Linked DNA regions of Homo sapiens: region 2 is linked to region 1. Evidence: chromatin loops called from intact Hi-C (ENCODE). Cell type or tissue: chondrocyte. All regions are shown on one strand.

Region 1 (8,000 bases):
CCCATAAAAATTGATGAATAAAGCAAACAAGTGTGTAGTACAAAAATTGCACTAGGCAATTTTTAATGGATTCAACGTGGCAGGGCAGCCTTTCTGCCAAAGATGTTCTCTTTTCTCTCTGCGTCTATGTCTCAGGTCCCTTTAGGTCTAGGGGGCCAGTTTGGCTAGTGCCCTCCGCCCCCTTTTATGCACAGAGAGAGGGGTGTGGAAATGGGAACGTTTCCTCCTTTCAGGGAAGGTGAGAATCTCCATCTTCCAGGCAAACTGCCTTGCTTTCAGACAGGATGCCACAGCCTGCCTCCTTCTTGCACCCCCACCCCACCCCCAGGACAGGGAAGAATGGGACGGAGGGAGGGCACAGGGCTCCTTATGCAAGGGGCTGCGGCCAGCGCCAACCTGCAGAGACTCGCTTAAGCCGGGAGAGGCTGCCTGAGCCGGCGCAAGAGAGCCCGGGTTCTGCCAGCCATAGTGAGCTAGAGGATTCTTCCCGCGTTTTTGTTTATTTCATTTCAGAACATAATTCTGAAAAATTTATTATTTTCTCTTCGTTTAATTTTATTTCAACTCCTAGAGATTTATAAATAAAAGCAGTTCTCCAGGCCAGCCAGGAGAACACGCCCGAGGCGCTGGCCTCAGGCTGTCCCTTCACACCTCCGCAGCCTCTGGGCCCTCCGTTCCCTCTCTAGTTACCTCGGGAGCGCGAGATTTGGGCGGCGGGACAGGAAACGTCCGCAGCGGTCAGCCAGGCGCGGCGCCGGGAGCGGCCTCGCCGCTGGGCCACCGCCCGGGTGGTACTCCCTGCTCCTGGAGAAGGAGTGGATGGATATATATGCTTTCTAGAAGGTTTAAGCCCTGCCGTGTCTGACGGCTTCTTCTCCCGAGACCCTGAGCCTGACCCGCAGCCAAACTCCGGCCTGAGTCTCGCTTGGTCTCGGGCGTTCCCACACTTCTCAGCCCAAGGATGCGCGGCCCGGCTTCTGGGCATTTACCCTGAGGGTGACACTGTCTTTAAACGACTTCCGAACAACCCCCTTCCACGCAGGGGCCGCTGCCCAGTGTTTACTGCTGTAAACGGAGCAGGACGCAAGCGGCGGGTGGGGAGCTCAGCGCGCCGAGGGGCGGACGGGGACGCCGCGGGGGGCGGGGAAGGCGGTGTCTGGGTGGGCGTCCGGAGGGTGGGAAGAAGGGGCATGCCTGGCTTTCTCTGTGCCCACGGTCCTGCACCTGTGGTTTCAATGCCACAGAGCAAGTTTACAAAGGCGGGGTGAAAGTAGGGAGCGTGCCAAGCGGGCAGCAGACCAGCCCCCCGCCGCTCCTTGTGGCGCGCTCCCGGCGAGGCCCCGGGCCTGAAATGTCCCCGCGCGCAGAGCCTCCTGCCAGGCGACCCAGCTGTTAGCCACCTCTCGAGCGGCCTGGAGTGCTCGGGCCAGGCGTCCCCGGGGTTTTCGGTGTCCGCTGGGAGCTGCTCAGATCCCGGGGAAGTCGGTGGCCTACGCAGAAAGACTGGAGCGCTGGGTTGCCTCCCATTCCTGACCCGGCTGAGGGCGCCCTGACCCCGCGGCCCGGGCCCGCGTCCGAGCCACGCTGGACGCCCGGCTCCCGGGAGCGCCGCGGTCGGCCAGGACTAGAAGCCGCGGCGCCGAGGTCTCGGGAGAAGCGCGGCAGGATGGCAGGCCGGGCCCACGGGCACGTTCGGCGGCTGCCTGAGCCGGCAGCAGCTCAGGGAGCGCGAGGACTGAGGGGCGGGCCCGGCAGCGGGGCGGGGGCGCGGGACTGACTAGGCCGCGGCGGCCAATCGCGGCGCCGGGAGGGCGGGCGGGGCGGGAGCCGCCGTTAAAGGGGCGGTTTGACCGGGGGGGCCCGGCCTCGAGCTGGAGGGAGGGAGGGAGGCCGGGGCGGGAGACTAGGGGGTGCGGGGGGAGGGGAGAGGAAAAGGAGGAGACAAAAAATAAAAAATAAAAGGCTGCCGCTGCAGCGTTGGCGGCGCCCATCGAAATCAACGGAGGCGGTGGCGAACGCAGCCCACCGCAGCCGAGACCTGGGAGCCCGCCTGGGCCTCACACTCCCTCGGGTCGCGGACTGCGCTGGGTCCACGCGGCGCGGTCACTAGTTCCGGGCCCAGCGCCCAGGCCCGACCGGCGGGAGGGAGGAGGCGAGCGAGAGATCACTTTTTTATTGTTGTTATTGTTTTTCAGCCCAGCCTCCCCCTCCTCCCCTCCCCCTGCTCGCTTTCTCCCCTCCCACATCCCCCTCCCCCCTACTCCCCCGCCTCCTCCTCCGGCACAACTTAAAGAAAGGGGGAGCGGCGCGGCTGCTGCCTTCATCTGGGGAAATTCGTGGCCACTGCAAGTTTACTACGCGAGGCGCAGCCAATGCCAAGCGCCGAGGCCGAGGAGGGCTAAACACTGCGGCCGCGGCTCCGAACAATAACCGCCGCGCGCGGGGCGGCGCGAGTAGGGCCGCGGGGGAGGGAGCTGTCGCCGCAGAGCGCCGCGGAGAGGACGCCTGGACTCCGCCTGCCGCCCCGGCGCCCCCGCCGCGGTCAGGTGGAGCCGCTGGTGCGCTGGCCCCGGGTGCCGAGCGCGGAGCTCGCCTCGGTCCTCTCCTCGCCCGTCTGCCTGGCGTGCGCACGGCCGCCGCGGTTGTGACTGCATTCTACCGGCGCTGCTCGGTGCGGCCGGGCTCCGGGTCCGCTGGGCGTGCGAGTGAGTGTGTGCGTGCGCGCGCGGGTGCGCGCAGGGGTGGGGGCTGCGGCGCGGCGCTCGCCCCCCGGTAGCCCCCCTCTCCTCTCGGCTCCCCACACCTCCCTCCGGCTCCCTCCTCCCGCCCGCCCTCCCCTGCCCTGCCCGCCCGCCCCCGCCGCAGCTCCTTTAATACACTTTGGTTCTCCGCCTGGCTTTGGACTCTTCTCCTCCTCCACCTCCTCCTCCTCCTCCCGCGCCGCCGCCTCCTCCTCCTCTTCCTCTCCGCGCCTTCGCTACGCGCCCGGCCGCCCGAGGCAGATCCAGGCGGCGGCGGAGGCGGCGGGCGCAGGAGAGCGGCTCCCAGGGCTGAAGTGGCCGCCACCACCGCCGCCTGCGCCTGGAGCCCGGTGGCCGCCGGACGCACCGCGCGGATCGGGAGCGGGAGTCGAGGCGGCGCGGAGGCGCAGGGCTCGCAGGGGCGGGCGGGCGCGCTGGCCATGCTCCTGGACGCGGGTCCGCAGTTCCCGGCCATCGGGGTGGGCAGCTTCGCGCGCCACCATCACCACTCCGCCGCGGCGGCGGCGGCGGCTGCCGCCGAGATGCAGGACCGTGAACTGAGCCTGGCGGCGGCGCAGAACGGCTTCGTTGACTCCGCCGCCGCGCACATGGGAGCCTTCAAGCTCAACCCGGGCGCGCACGAGCTGTCCCCGGGCCAGAGCTCGGCGTTCACGTCGCAGGGCCCCGGCGCCTACCCCGGCTCCGCTGCGGCTGCCGCTGCGGCCGCAGCGCTCGGGCCCCACGCCGCGCACGTTGGCTCCTACTCTGGGCCGCCCTTCAACTCCACCCGGGACTTCCTGTTCCGCAGCCGCGGCTTCGGGGACTCGGCGCCGGGCGGCGGGCAGCACGGGCTGTTCGGGCCGGGCGCGGGCGGCCTGCACCACGCGCACTCGGACGCGCAGGGCCACCTCCTCTTCCCGGGCCTGCCAGAGCAGCACGGGCCGCACGGCTCGCAGAATGTGCTCAACGGGCAGATGCGCCTCGGGCTGCCCGGCGAGGTGTTCGGGCGCTCGGAGCAATACCGCCAGGTGGCCAGCCCGCGGACCGACCCCTACTCGGCGGCGCAACTCCACAACCAGTACGGCCCCATGAATATGAACATGGGTATGAACATGGCAGCAGCCGCGGCCCACCACCACCACCACCACCACCACCACCCCGGTGCCTTTTTCCGCTATATGCGGCAGCAGTGCATCAAGCAGGAGCTAATCTGCAAGTGGATCGACCCCGAGCAACTGAGCAATCCCAAGAAGAGCTGCAACAAAACTTTCAGCACCATGCACGAGCTGGTGACACACGTCTCGGTGGAGCACGTCGGCGGCCCGGAGCAGAGCAACCACGTCTGCTTCTGGGAGGAGTGTCCGCGCGAGGGCAAGCCCTTCAAGGCCAAATACAAACTGGTCAACCACATCCGCGTGCACACAGGCGAGAAACCCTTCCCCTGCCCCTTCCCGGGCTGTGGCAAAGTCTTCGCGCGCTCCGAGAACCTCAAGATCCACAAAAGGACCCACACAGGTAACCGCGGGCTGGGACAGGGACCAGGCGCGGAGGGGAGACACGCACAGGCTGAGACTCAGGCTGTGGGTGCCGACGCTGGGCGCAGACCGCCAGCCGGGGACCTGGGATGGGAGGTGTTTTTGCGTGTACGAAAGAGCCAGCAGCTTGTTTCTGTTGGACGATGACAATATTATTGGGCTAGGTTTTTCCATGTGCGGAAATCGAGTTTTGAATGATTAGCCTCACATCAAATGTATGCTTGGGTCATGCAATTGCTTCGTTTGCTCAGCCCCGGTTAATAATTTCCGTTTTAAGTAGAAAGCACAAAATAAAACTGCTCGCTAATTCGGTGCCCGGGAAGCGAGCCTAGAGAGGATTTTGCCAGCTTGTCTGAATGTGCTTTTCTGCTCGGAGTGTATGTCTGTCTGAGTGGTTTGTGTGTTTTCCCACTTCTTTTACTCGGGGTCCAAACGCCCTTCCCGGGACTGTTTCCCATGAAATGAGTCTGGTGTGAGCCGAAGCTGTAATGCGTTTCTCATTTTTAAAGTGTTTTTAAAGCCCGTCTCGGGGTGGGTCGCGGGGGCTTTACTGTGGTTTCGCAGCAGTTTGTGAAATTCTCTAATGGGCACCACAGAGTTTGCGATTCCCAACTTGGACCCAGGTCAGCTAGAGCCCCAGGTCAGCTAGAGCCCCAGGCAGCGCGGCCCCGCGGGGGGATCGCGTGAGAAGAGAGAGCCGCAAAAGAACGCGCCTCCCGCCTCATAGATTATTCATCTATGACCAGGTCTCAGCCAAAATCGTGCCAGACGATTTCCTAAAAGAAAGCCAAATGTTTTAGCAACTTCCCCCGTCAATATTTACTCCGAAGTGGGGATGCGCCAGCGGCCTATTGTTCTCTTCCGGGAAGGGAGGGAGCCGAGGTGCGAGACAAGCTTTTAACAAGGTTTAAAATTTGAGAAATTTATTTGCATGAAATGCTCGCTTTCGAGTCCTGTGTCTGAGCGGATGTCTTTAAGAAACAATTTAGGTGCTAATGGAATTTAACGTTAAACGGTCCCCTTTCCAAGTGGAACGACGTTTGAGTTCTCGCACCTCTAAATGACTCCAAGCATTTGGAATTCTGGCAACAGGATGCAGAGACAGCCAGAAAATTAAACGGGGAGGTTTTGAAAGGCTTTGCTGACTCCCCCAACCCTCGCCCACCAGCTTGTGCCTCTCCGCAGTCACTAGATGCTGCCTTATCTCTAATATTTACCTTTTCTTCAACTTATTTTTTTAAAGACGGGAGGTGAGACTAGAATTGTGGTTAATTCAATTTGCAGAATTTTGGATGAAAAATACTGGCTCAGTCACTCTCCACAGCCCGGCCCCCAAACAACACGTAGCAACTCCAAATGTAATTGCTTACTGGCCCTGGCGAGAAACCGACAGCAGCCCAGCAGCCTGTGTGATTTTGATAATGCCCCAAATATTTTGTCATAATAACAGCTTCTCCGTGGCGAGAGCAACTTGTTAGAAGCTGCAAATCCAAGAAGCCCTCTAGAAAGGCAGGCAGGGCTAGGAGCTTCCCCACATTCCTGAGAAATTTGAGGAGATGGACGTCAGCCTGGAAGAAAGTAAAATACGAAATAAATGAGCAGGACTGTCGGGCGGGAAGGCGGTTAATTTGATCTTAGTTCTGCCGCAGAGGGGATCGGACTGGTTTGAGGGACCCAGCCCCCTCAGGTCCTTCTCCCTCGCCGCGGCCCAGCCCCCTCGCAGCCTGAGTGGGGGCTCTGCAGGCTCTGGGTGTCTGCAGCCAGCGCCGATGTTTGCCGTCCACAGGGGAGAAGCCGTTCCAGTGTGAGTTTGAGGGCTGCGACCGGCGCTTCGCCAACAGCAGCGACAGGAAGAAGCACATGCACGTCCACACCTCCGATAAGCCCTATCTCTGCAAGATGTGCGACAAGTCCTACACGCACCCCAGCTCGCTGCGGAAGCACATGAAGGTACCACCGCGGCGGCCGGGAGGAGGGCGAGGCAGGCCGAGGCGCCGGTGCAGCACTGGCCCGGACCACCTCAGCCGGCCTGGGAGGGTCCCCAGGGGCCAGGGCGGCGGGGGGAACATTTCTGGGGGTGCTCTCCCCCAGGGGCCCGGCCCCACAGCAGCTGCACTCACACCCAGTCCCCTCTGGTCCCCCCTCCCGGCTTTTGTCTTGCAGGTCCATGAGTCCTCCCCGCAGGGCTCTGAATCCTCCCCGGCCGCCAGCTCCGGCTATGAGTCGTCCACGCCCCCGGGGCTGGTGTCCCCCAGCGCCGAGCCCCAGAGCAGCTCCAACCTGTCCCCAGCGGCGGCGGCAGCGGCGGCGGCGGCTGCGGCGGCGGCGGCCGCGGTGTCCGCGGTGCACCGGGGCGGAGGCTCGGGCAGTGGCGGCGCGGGAGGCGGCTCAGGCGGCGGCAGCGGCAGTGGCGGGGGCGGCGGCGGGGCGGGCGGCGGGGGCGGCGGCAGCTCTGGCGGGGGCAGCGGGACAGCCGGGGGTCACAGCGGCCTCTCCTCCAACTTCAATGAATGGTACGTGTGACGGGTCGGGGCCTCTCTCCCTCTCCCTGTCCCCACCCCAGCGCAGCAGCCCTCCCCGCAGCTAGCAGCGAGGGCACCTTGTGATCATGTTGTTAAAATTATGAATCTGATTTTTATGATGATGAAAATTTTACCAGCAGAAGGATTTTTTAAAGTTTTTTTTTTTTTTTTAATAATAATCTAGGCATGAAGAGCAAAAATATCCCTTCCGGAGTCTTTGAAGCTGAAAATATAAAACAAATAAAAAATAAAAAAATAAAAACCCACAAAAATGTTGAACCAAACCTCCCTGCTAATCTCCATGCCCACGTTCTTTCCCACCCTGTTCCCAGTCTTCTGACAAACTGTGTACATAGCGGACTCCTCCTTTCTCCTCCGAGGTGGTTTTAAAGGCTTTTTGGTGTATAGAAGTTTGTCCATTTGTAAAACTCCGGATTGCGTTCCTCCCCGCCTTCCGCCCCTTCCCTTCCCTAAAGTGATGGGCTTTCTCTTTTCTCTTTTTAGTTTACCCGGTTTCTTTTTAAGTAATGTGGAAGAAAATGGTTTATTTTGTATTGTGGTATTGAATATTGTGTTCCTTTTTATGAGGCAACCTGATTGTAAACTTCATGTAACTATAGACTGGAAAAAATGAGCCGTGCCAAAGTCTCCCTTCTGTTTCTTCAGCACATTGACCCATAGCACACACATACACACCACCACCAACAACGCTTGTGAATGTATTTTTCTGTTAGCTGGGTTTACATGTGATGTTTTAGTGCTTTTGCAAGTTCAATTTGTTAGTTCCTGTATGAAAGATTGTGGGGGAAAAATAAACGTCGTGCCGTTAGCTTTTTCCGTAATAACACCCTTCCTTCTGTAAATACCCGTTACCATATTTATCCATTTGTAATTAAATTATGGTATTAACTTGCTACAGAGGAAACAATATTTATAAAGAATGTTTCTTAACTATAAATATGTACAATTGTGGGCATAAACTGTTTCAGATTTTTTATTTGAAGGTTTTAAGTGGTTTGATCATTTCTTGTGATGTTTTGAGAGTAATGCATACAGAAATATAATAAAATGTGTTGAAACTGCATGAACATACTATTTTTTCTAGCAAAGTTATTAAAGAAAATGGGGGAAGAGGCAGCTGAGGATTGACCTGGGTACGCCTCAGCGAGCCTGAGTGGGCGGGAGGCACACGCGTTCTGGGG
Region 2 (8,000 bases), 410 kb after region 1:
AATAATGGATACTAGGCTTAATACCTAGGTGATGAAATAATCTGTACAAGAAACCCTCATGACACAAGTGTACCTATGTAACAAACCTGCACATGTATCCCTGAATGTAAAATAGAAGTTAAAGAAAAGAAAAACACACACACACCAAAAAAAAGCAGAAAGAGAACTAAGAAAGTTAATTGTGTCTGAAGCAAGAGAGAAGTTGTGTATGACTGCAGCACAGAAAGCTTGAAGTGTGGGACCTGGTGGCAGGCAGGGAGGGGGAAACGAGTGGTGAGATGGGAGGGGCAGGCCCCAGGGGAAGCAGCTGGGACCCGGCCATGTGAAAGTGCCAGCCCTGAACCTGGTCTGGATGTGTGTGGAGTGCAGTGGAGAGCCACAGAAGGCTTGCCTGCAGGGAGTCGGACAGAGTTGCCTGTTTGGGAGATCACTCTGCCTTCATGATGGAGAATAGGTTTGGAGAGGCAAGACTGGAGGAAGAGGGCCTGCTAGAAGCAGTCATGCAGGTGGGCGCTGTGAGCCTCAGCTGCAAGTATTTTGGAGAAAAAATGGATCAACATGGAAGAGATTTAAGATGTAGAATTAACCGTGCATTTATTGAGCAGTAATAATATTAGCTAATATATATTGCATATTTAATATGTGTCAAGCACTGTTCTAAGTGATCCACATGCAATATGTTATTTAACAACAATTGTAGTCAACATGTACAATCTACTTTCATTTCTATTCCAATCCTATAAAGCATAAGTACTATTATTAGTCCTATTTTTAAGTATAAGGAAATTGAAGCATAGAGAGGTTACGTCTAGAGAAATAGGAAGACAATTTTAGACATAATTTTGAAGGGATCTGTGAGATACACAAGTGGAGATGTTTCCTGGGTCATTGCATGTGAGGTTCTGTGGCCCAGGAGAGAGTTTGGGGGAGATTCGGTCTCCAGTAGTATAAATGGCAGTTGAACACGGGTTGAATTGAGGAGAAAGTAGAAAAGGGAAGAGGACCAAGAAAGATGAAACCTTGAGGTATGCTAAAGATTTAAAGGATGGGCAGAGGAAGAAGAATCAGCAAAGGATACTGAAGAGGAGCATTGAAAGAGACTGTGTCAGAAAACCCAAGAAGTTGTGTTGTTTCAGAATTTAAAGGAAGAGGCTGTTTTAAGAAGATGAGGTCATTGATGCCAGTGAATGTAAGAAGTCATGTTAAAACAAAAAAAACAACTAAGGCTGAGATTTATCCATTGGATTTAGTGAAAATAATTGAGAACAATTTCAGTGTTGTAATGGGGCCAGAAATGAAATTGTGGTGAGTTCAGACATTGAGATATGCGGACAAGTGGAGTGAATGACTCTTCTAAAGGCATGGTCGTTAAGAGTGGGCCATGGTGTTGAGGGGATTGACTTTTTAAAGGTTTAATAAATTCTTAAGTGCTGATAACAGGTGCCAGAAGAAGGGAATTTTTGATGATTAAAGAATAAGGAGAAAAAGAAGAACTAGGAGAAGGGCCTCTGTGCTTTTTTTTTTTTGAAATGGAGTCTTGCTCTGTCACCCAGGCTGGAGTGCAGTGGCACGATCTTGGCTCACTGCAACCTCCACCTCCCGAGTTCAAGTGAATCTCCTGCCTCAGCCTCCCAAGTAGCTGGGACTACAGGCGCACGCCACCACGCCCAGCTAATTTTTGTATTTTTAGTAGAGACGGAGTTTCACCATGTTGGCCAGGATAGTCTTGATTTCTTGACCTTATGAACCACCACACCCAGCCTCTGTTCCATTTTTATATGAAAGGACAAAGGAGCGGGTGGAGATGAAGGGAGAGTTGGTGACTTATTCACCTGTGATGGCTGCTGTGGGGGAAGAGGTGAGGTGAGACTGGGAGGAGTTGATTATGGCATTAGAAATTGGAAGTACGTGGAATGTTGTTGAGGCTGGGAGCAAGAATTGACTTAAACACAACAGAAGGGCTAGGCTAACCAAGCTTCCATTTGAAGTCGTGGAGCAGGAGTTGATGGGGTATCAATCCATGTGGTCAGATAGTGCAAGGCAGCTCTGCATGTCCAGGAGGCCAGGACACAGGGAGGCTAGGCGGAGAGGTGCCAGTGAGGGAGGTGGAGATAGGCAGATCCTGAAGGGCCTTTAAACTATGGGTTTCGATTTTATTGTGACATTATTCATTATCTAGCCAGCTTTTATAGGAGCAGTTTATAAAGTATGTTCTAGGGAATACTATTGATCAACACGTTTTTCAAAAGTCTAAATTGTGTTCAAATTGGTGTCTTGTGAGAATTAATAGAATACATATTTAGATCACTTTCATAAATAAATACATTAACATCATATTTTCAGTAAGCTCATATTTGATATCTAATCAAATTCTTTTAGTCATGAATTTGAATGAGAGGTTTTTTGGGTTATTGTTACTGTTTGTTTTGTCTTCTGTGTTTTTATATTTGGAAGCAGAATTAGCTTTTGGTCTCTTAAGTGACCCCTTAGTCACTTAAGATGGTGTTCATTTCCATCATTGTGCTTATCATGCACTTGAGTTCTCGTGTTTATTTCTTTGTCCACTTGTTTAATTTCAGCCTCTTCACACTAAAATAGGAGCTTTGTAAAGGCAAGGACCTAGTCTTGTTCACTGTCACACTTCTTGTACTTCTCAGGAAATATTCATTGGGGGCAGGGTAGAGGAGTTGGGGAAGGAAGGAAGGAAGGAAGAGAGAGAACAGTGAAGCGGGAAGGAAGGAGTTCCAAAAACTGCTTCCCTAGTGGTCATGGAAACTCTTTAATAAATTAGAATGTTGTCTCCAAAAAATACAGGCAGATATGCGTTGACAATTGCCTTTCATACACCTTAACAAACTAGTTACATAATGGGATATCAAAATTCAGTCAATGTGTTTGCTAGTTTAATTTGTTGTGATTAAAGAAAACAATGATTTTATTTATAAATTTAGCACCTAGGAAATGTGATTTCAAATATCAAAGCATAGGCATTTTTTACTCTTTTTAAAATTGAAGGGTCAACAAAATCTGCCTTATTCTTCACAGTTTTTTCTCTGTCAGTAATGTAGCAGTGTGTTAATTTCCAGAAATTTAATCTCTTCTATAAAATTTCCTGTGACCTGAAAACTTTTGAATTGGAGTTAATTTACCAAACTGTCATGGAATGCCTGAAATTTCCTTGGGGCAGAGGAGGTAGCAGAGAGGTGGTAAGTTACCATGTTTCCATTGTGTGAATAACTGATAAGTGGGATTCCAAACAGAATCCATGTAGCGTTTTAATGAATTCACATTTGGAGAAAAAAGTCACAGACTTTCAAAACTTACAGGAATTTGGCTGTCCTAGGGCAACTCCTCACTTAACAGCAAGAGGGGATGAGAAGGTTGAGTGACTCACCCAGGGAAGTGACTCACCCAGGGAAGGTCAAGTGACTCACCCAAGGTTACTTGGTAAGTAAAGAGAGAAGCCAGAAGCCTGGGGCCTCCTGACGGCTCCTGCTTCTCTTTTTACTAAGGTCTTCTGCCATGGGAAGAAACTCTGAATGTTAGCAACCATCTGGATGGTGTTAGTTGTATGTCTCTCTATGTATGTTGAAAAGAAAATGTTGAAGAATTGAATTTCTCCTGCTTATGGGTTGTGTCACATTTAATAGCGTTCTTTAAGAAAAAAACACGATTGCTCAATATGATTATATGAGCTCACCATAACCAATGACAGGCAGAAAATCCTGGGAGGATAGACACTAACACCACATTATCCTGTTGGGATAATATCCCAAATTCTGAATATAACTTTCTTTTACCACTTTAAAGGCCAAAAAATGGCTGTTAAATGGAGTATTTTTGTCAAACCAAGTTTTTAAAGTTTTCAGCAGCTGCTTCTGCTGGCTTTTATTAACTACTGAAGAGTCTTTTTTTTTTTTTTTTTTTGAGATGGAGTCACGCTCTGTCACCCAGGCTGGATTGCAATGGCGTGATCTCAGCCCACTGCAACCTCTGCCTCCCGGGTTCAAGCGATTCTCCTGCCTCAGCCTCCCTAGTAGCTGGGTTTACAGGCGCCCGCCACCGTGCCTGGCTAATTTTTGTATTTTTAGAAGAGATGCGGTTTCACCATGTTGGTCAGGCTGGTCTTGAACTCTTGATCTCATGATCTGTACACCTCGGGCTCCCAAAGTGTTGGGATTACAGGCATGAGTTACCGGACCCTGCCTACTCAAGAGTCTTAATTGAACATCAAAATCCTGGTTTTGTTTATAAGGAAAAAAAGTTAATGGTGCAACTAGGACTAATTCTTTGATTAATTTTTTAACCACTTCTACTTAGCAAGTATATGAAACACATTAAAGACTGATGCATCTGTTTTGTTTTTGTTTTGAGATCAGGTAGAAGATCTACAAAACTAGTTGGAGGCTGGAAAGAAATTTCAGATAGTGATACATAGAAATGTTCTGCCTTAACTCTGAATTTTTAGTCATGAAATAGTGCAAACTCTTAACATTACTTTTGTGGAGCTTTGTAGTCCATAAAAATAACATTGTTGTAGAGCCTCTGTATGCGTCAGCTGTGACTGAGTGTTTTGATGTCTTAGCAAAAGGCAGAGGAGTGCTTTCCTTTGAAATGTGTGAGGCGGTTTGAGATGCAGCTTCTCAGATGGATTTAATTAGTCCTTCGTAGAACTGGATGTCCGTTTGTTGCAACTGAATTCTCATTTCATTCATCCATAACTAGAAACACCTCGCTTCAAACGGGTTTCTTCAAAGAAAGAGGGGTTTAGGGTTCTATGTTGTACTGCTTTTTGATGTTGGTTTCCCTTTAACTGAGAAGACCTTATGTTTATACAACTGTTATTATTAAGAAAACACAGCTTTCTTCAGCGAGGTTCCTTTTGCATCAGCGCTGGTTCTTGGTGGCAGTCAGAGGTCTGTGGAATGGATCTCTGTCAGACTATCACAGCAGCTGTGTGTTTGCAGATTTTGCTTATGAGAGGCATGAACTGAAAATAGGCGTAAACTTGAGTAATTCCCTAAACCCAAAATATAAGATAGAAACCAGTAACTGAATCTGGTAACAGGGTAGTTGTTTGTTTCAGAAGCTTATATTAACCACAAAAACAAAGTGAATCAACTAACAAGGGTTACCATGACCCAAATAGTAATTGCATTTTGATTCACTTTGCCTACAGTGCACAGGTCAGGTCTGCTTCTCAATAAATATGTTGAAAGAATGAAATATATCCTTCATAGTAAAATTATGTTTTTTAAAAAATATGTCCTACTACTAATATTTTTTAAATTATCCCTAAACCTTCACATTTCATTAGAATAGCTACTTCAATTTACTCTGAAAAAACTGCTTTCTTGTCTTTCCAGTTTGTGTGTCCAGGGTCTGACGTGCTCCATCATCAAGGCAGCTTTTATCTTCTGTGTCCGTGATTCTAATTACATTTCAGGGGGTTGTGATCTCTCCCAGAATCCCGTTCATGCATTGTGTTTAGGATGAAATGCTTGAGGGGGTTTGGGGCTGTACACTCATGGGCACAGGTTTGCATATCTAAAACTTTCTTTGCTCTAACATCCTGATTTGTATAAAAATCCTAAAAGCAAATTTCAGACTTCTAATTATTCTTTGCCTTTAAGGAAAGACAAAATTAATTTAGACTGTTCAAGCTTAAAATTATCCCAAAGCCACAGATCACACTGAAAACACATAGTAATATAGCCCACAAATTATTTTGGTGTCTTGTTTCCATATTCCATCCAAGAGTCTGTAGAATCTGTAGGCTTATATTTCTGTCTTGTTTCTTAGCCATAACTGATCTTTTCCATCTTATTCACCAGACTCAGCACTGCGTAACTGTGGCAATTTCTGAAACTCAGTGGCAAGGGATATACCACCATTGAAGAGATTAAAAATAATCAACAAAGGCTTTAAAAAGTTTAAAAAATGTATTTGGAGCAATAATAGCAATAGGTCAGAAAAAGTTTTCACGGAAAGGGCCAATATACAATTAGGTTTCCATCTCTGTATTCTTGATTGTGTGTTTTATGTCTTGTGACTATCTTGTGGAGTTCCTAATTTTAAAAGAATTATGGGTGTGGCTCAGGAATATTTTATTACATTTGTGTAAATTAAATAATTTTTTAAAATTATGGATGTGATTTAAATATTCTTTTAGTGGTTCTGCCTTTGGTACAGTGTTCCATGATTTTGTAATGTTTTTATTTGTTGAAAAAGCTCTAAAAATCTTGGTAGAAATATAGAATCTCAGAAGGCAGAACATTTGGTAATTATCTTTTATATCAATTTGCAAGACAACTTGTTAGGGAGCCCTATTTCTAGTAGTTGAAGTTAATAAGTAACAAATCACAGCAATCACGTTTTTTATCATGCAGAGTGGGCAGTCTTATAAAAAAGAAACGTCAGTCTTTTTGGATATAGGGACACAAGCAATCATAGTTTTCCTCTGTTATCTTTAGTTTGTAAAAATCAACCTATCTACCATCAGCATTTACCCACAAGGTTTAGTTTGGAGTTACCTAAGGGGATGGTAGAGAAACAATAATTTAACGTTATGCTGAAAACAATAGTCTCTGAAGATAGAGAAACCTCTGTCACTTACCAGTTGTGTAAAGTTGGAAAAGTTACTTAGCCTCCCTGAACCACTGCAGCAGTGGTGTTTACCTGAATGTTGGCATAGAGGAAAACCAAGGGTCACGAGGCAGGTGGACTTGAGTTTAAATACCAATCCTGAACCTGCTGGCTGTGGAATCCAGCAGAAGTTAGTTATCTTTTCTTAGCCTTAGTTTTCCTTATCTGTAGAATAGGGATAGTATTCTCCAGGGTTTTTGTAAAAATTAAATGAGATTTTATATAAAGGCTCTAGTACAGTGGCTGATGTAATAAGCACCCCAGAAATGATTTCTCTTCCCTCTAAAACACGGATATTTTGCTTTTTAAAAGAAGCTAAAGTAGCTTTTACTTTGCAAGCAGTTCTTTTCCATTGTATGAAAAATTCTTGGAAAGTTTTAAAAATAAGACAAAAGGGAGCCACAGTGGCCCAGGCCTGTGGTCCTGGCACATAAGCAGCCGAGGCTAGGCGTTCGAGGTTAGCCTGGGCAATATAGAAACCTCTTATCTATATAATAAAAATAAGACAAAAAATAAAATGTGCCAACATATATTAGCAAGGTTTGTCAGTACTGATTAATATTTTTACATTCTAATATTCTTTGTTAGAATTGTATTTATTTTATGAAGCCCCTTTTGAATCTACAGCAGACTACCTGGGAAGTAGTTATAGAGGTCATCATCGTGTCTTGGTGATTCACTTTGGGAAATTTTGTTGAGTGAGGCTGGTGAACCTAGAAAGCTGCTTCTTCTGCCTCCCCATTTCTGTCCCCAAGGCCCTGCTGTGGTTCAAAAGCCCATATAAACCTGCAGTTTCCCTTTCTTCCACGATAGGGCGCGCACCTACACTGTTAGGGTATGGGGCCGACTGGCTCCTGCCCTGTGGGAGGTTTGATCCTTGTCCATTTAGAGGCCCTTCCTTATTCATGGACACTCTACTGAGTGTCTGTTGCAAACTCCCTGGTATAAACCCCAGACGTCATGGATTTACCACACTAATTATTAGAGTGGCCATTATTTGCAATAAAATAGTGACCCTTGCCACTGTGTTTTCCTACCAAATAAACTTACTGACAAGTATCTGCATTGGCTGGGTCGAGGTGTCATCAAATCAGCCTAGGTTTGGATGTGCTGTTTTGCTAGCTGTAGACCCTTGAGCAATTATGTAACTTCTCTGAGTGTCAGATTTGTCATCTATAAAATGTGGTTAGTAACGTCTCCATTGTAGGATCGTTCCTAGGATTCTGTGAGTGTGATGTATATTAAAATACCTGATTGATATTAGGGCCTCAGTCATGTTCCTTTCTTTGCTTTAGACTCATTTCTCTGAAAAAGTAATACGATGTTTATAGTTGGGGAAAAAAACCCAAAGAGCG

Evidence for each region. Hi-C counts contacts between places; a loop is a spot of excess contacts. Peaks named below come from ENCODE experiments on the same cell type or tissue, not always from the same donor. Only the 100,000 strongest peaks of a DNase experiment are listed, where the experiment ranks them.
Region 2: a loop joins it to region 1, with 2.8 times the contacts of the local background. A loop is called at or near these places in 2 of 110 quality-filtered maps.

Annotation. Positions count from the first base shown.
Region 1 is chr13:99,978,884-99,986,883 of GRCh38, forward strand. ZIC2 (Zic family zinc finger 2) reads left to right here and starts at 2,901. Exons shown (of 3, transcript NM_007129.5): 1 at 2,901-4,256; 2 at 6,063-6,226; 3 at 6,440-7,882. The coding sequence starts at 3,182. The coding sequence ends at 6,799. RefSeq lists enhancers at 1-449, 4,659-5,858 and silencers at 1,483-1,732, 2,561-2,690. In chondrocyte, CTCF peaks have their summits at 1,566 and 3,761; DNase peaks (open chromatin) are centred at 708, 1,093, 1,588, 2,528 and 6 weaker places.
Region 2 is chr13:100,389,510-100,397,509 of GRCh38, forward strand. All of the region lies in intron 19 of PCCA (propionyl-CoA carboxylase subunit alpha), which reads left to right. It overlaps LOC124903201 (a long non-coding RNA gene), which reads left to right and starts at 1,694. Exons shown (of 2, transcript XR_007063854.1): 1 at 1,694-3,206; 2 at 3,344-6,933. RefSeq lists enhancers at 2,798-3,997, 3,266-3,560. In chondrocyte, a CTCF peak has its summit at 3,371; no DNase peak of the experiment used is centred here.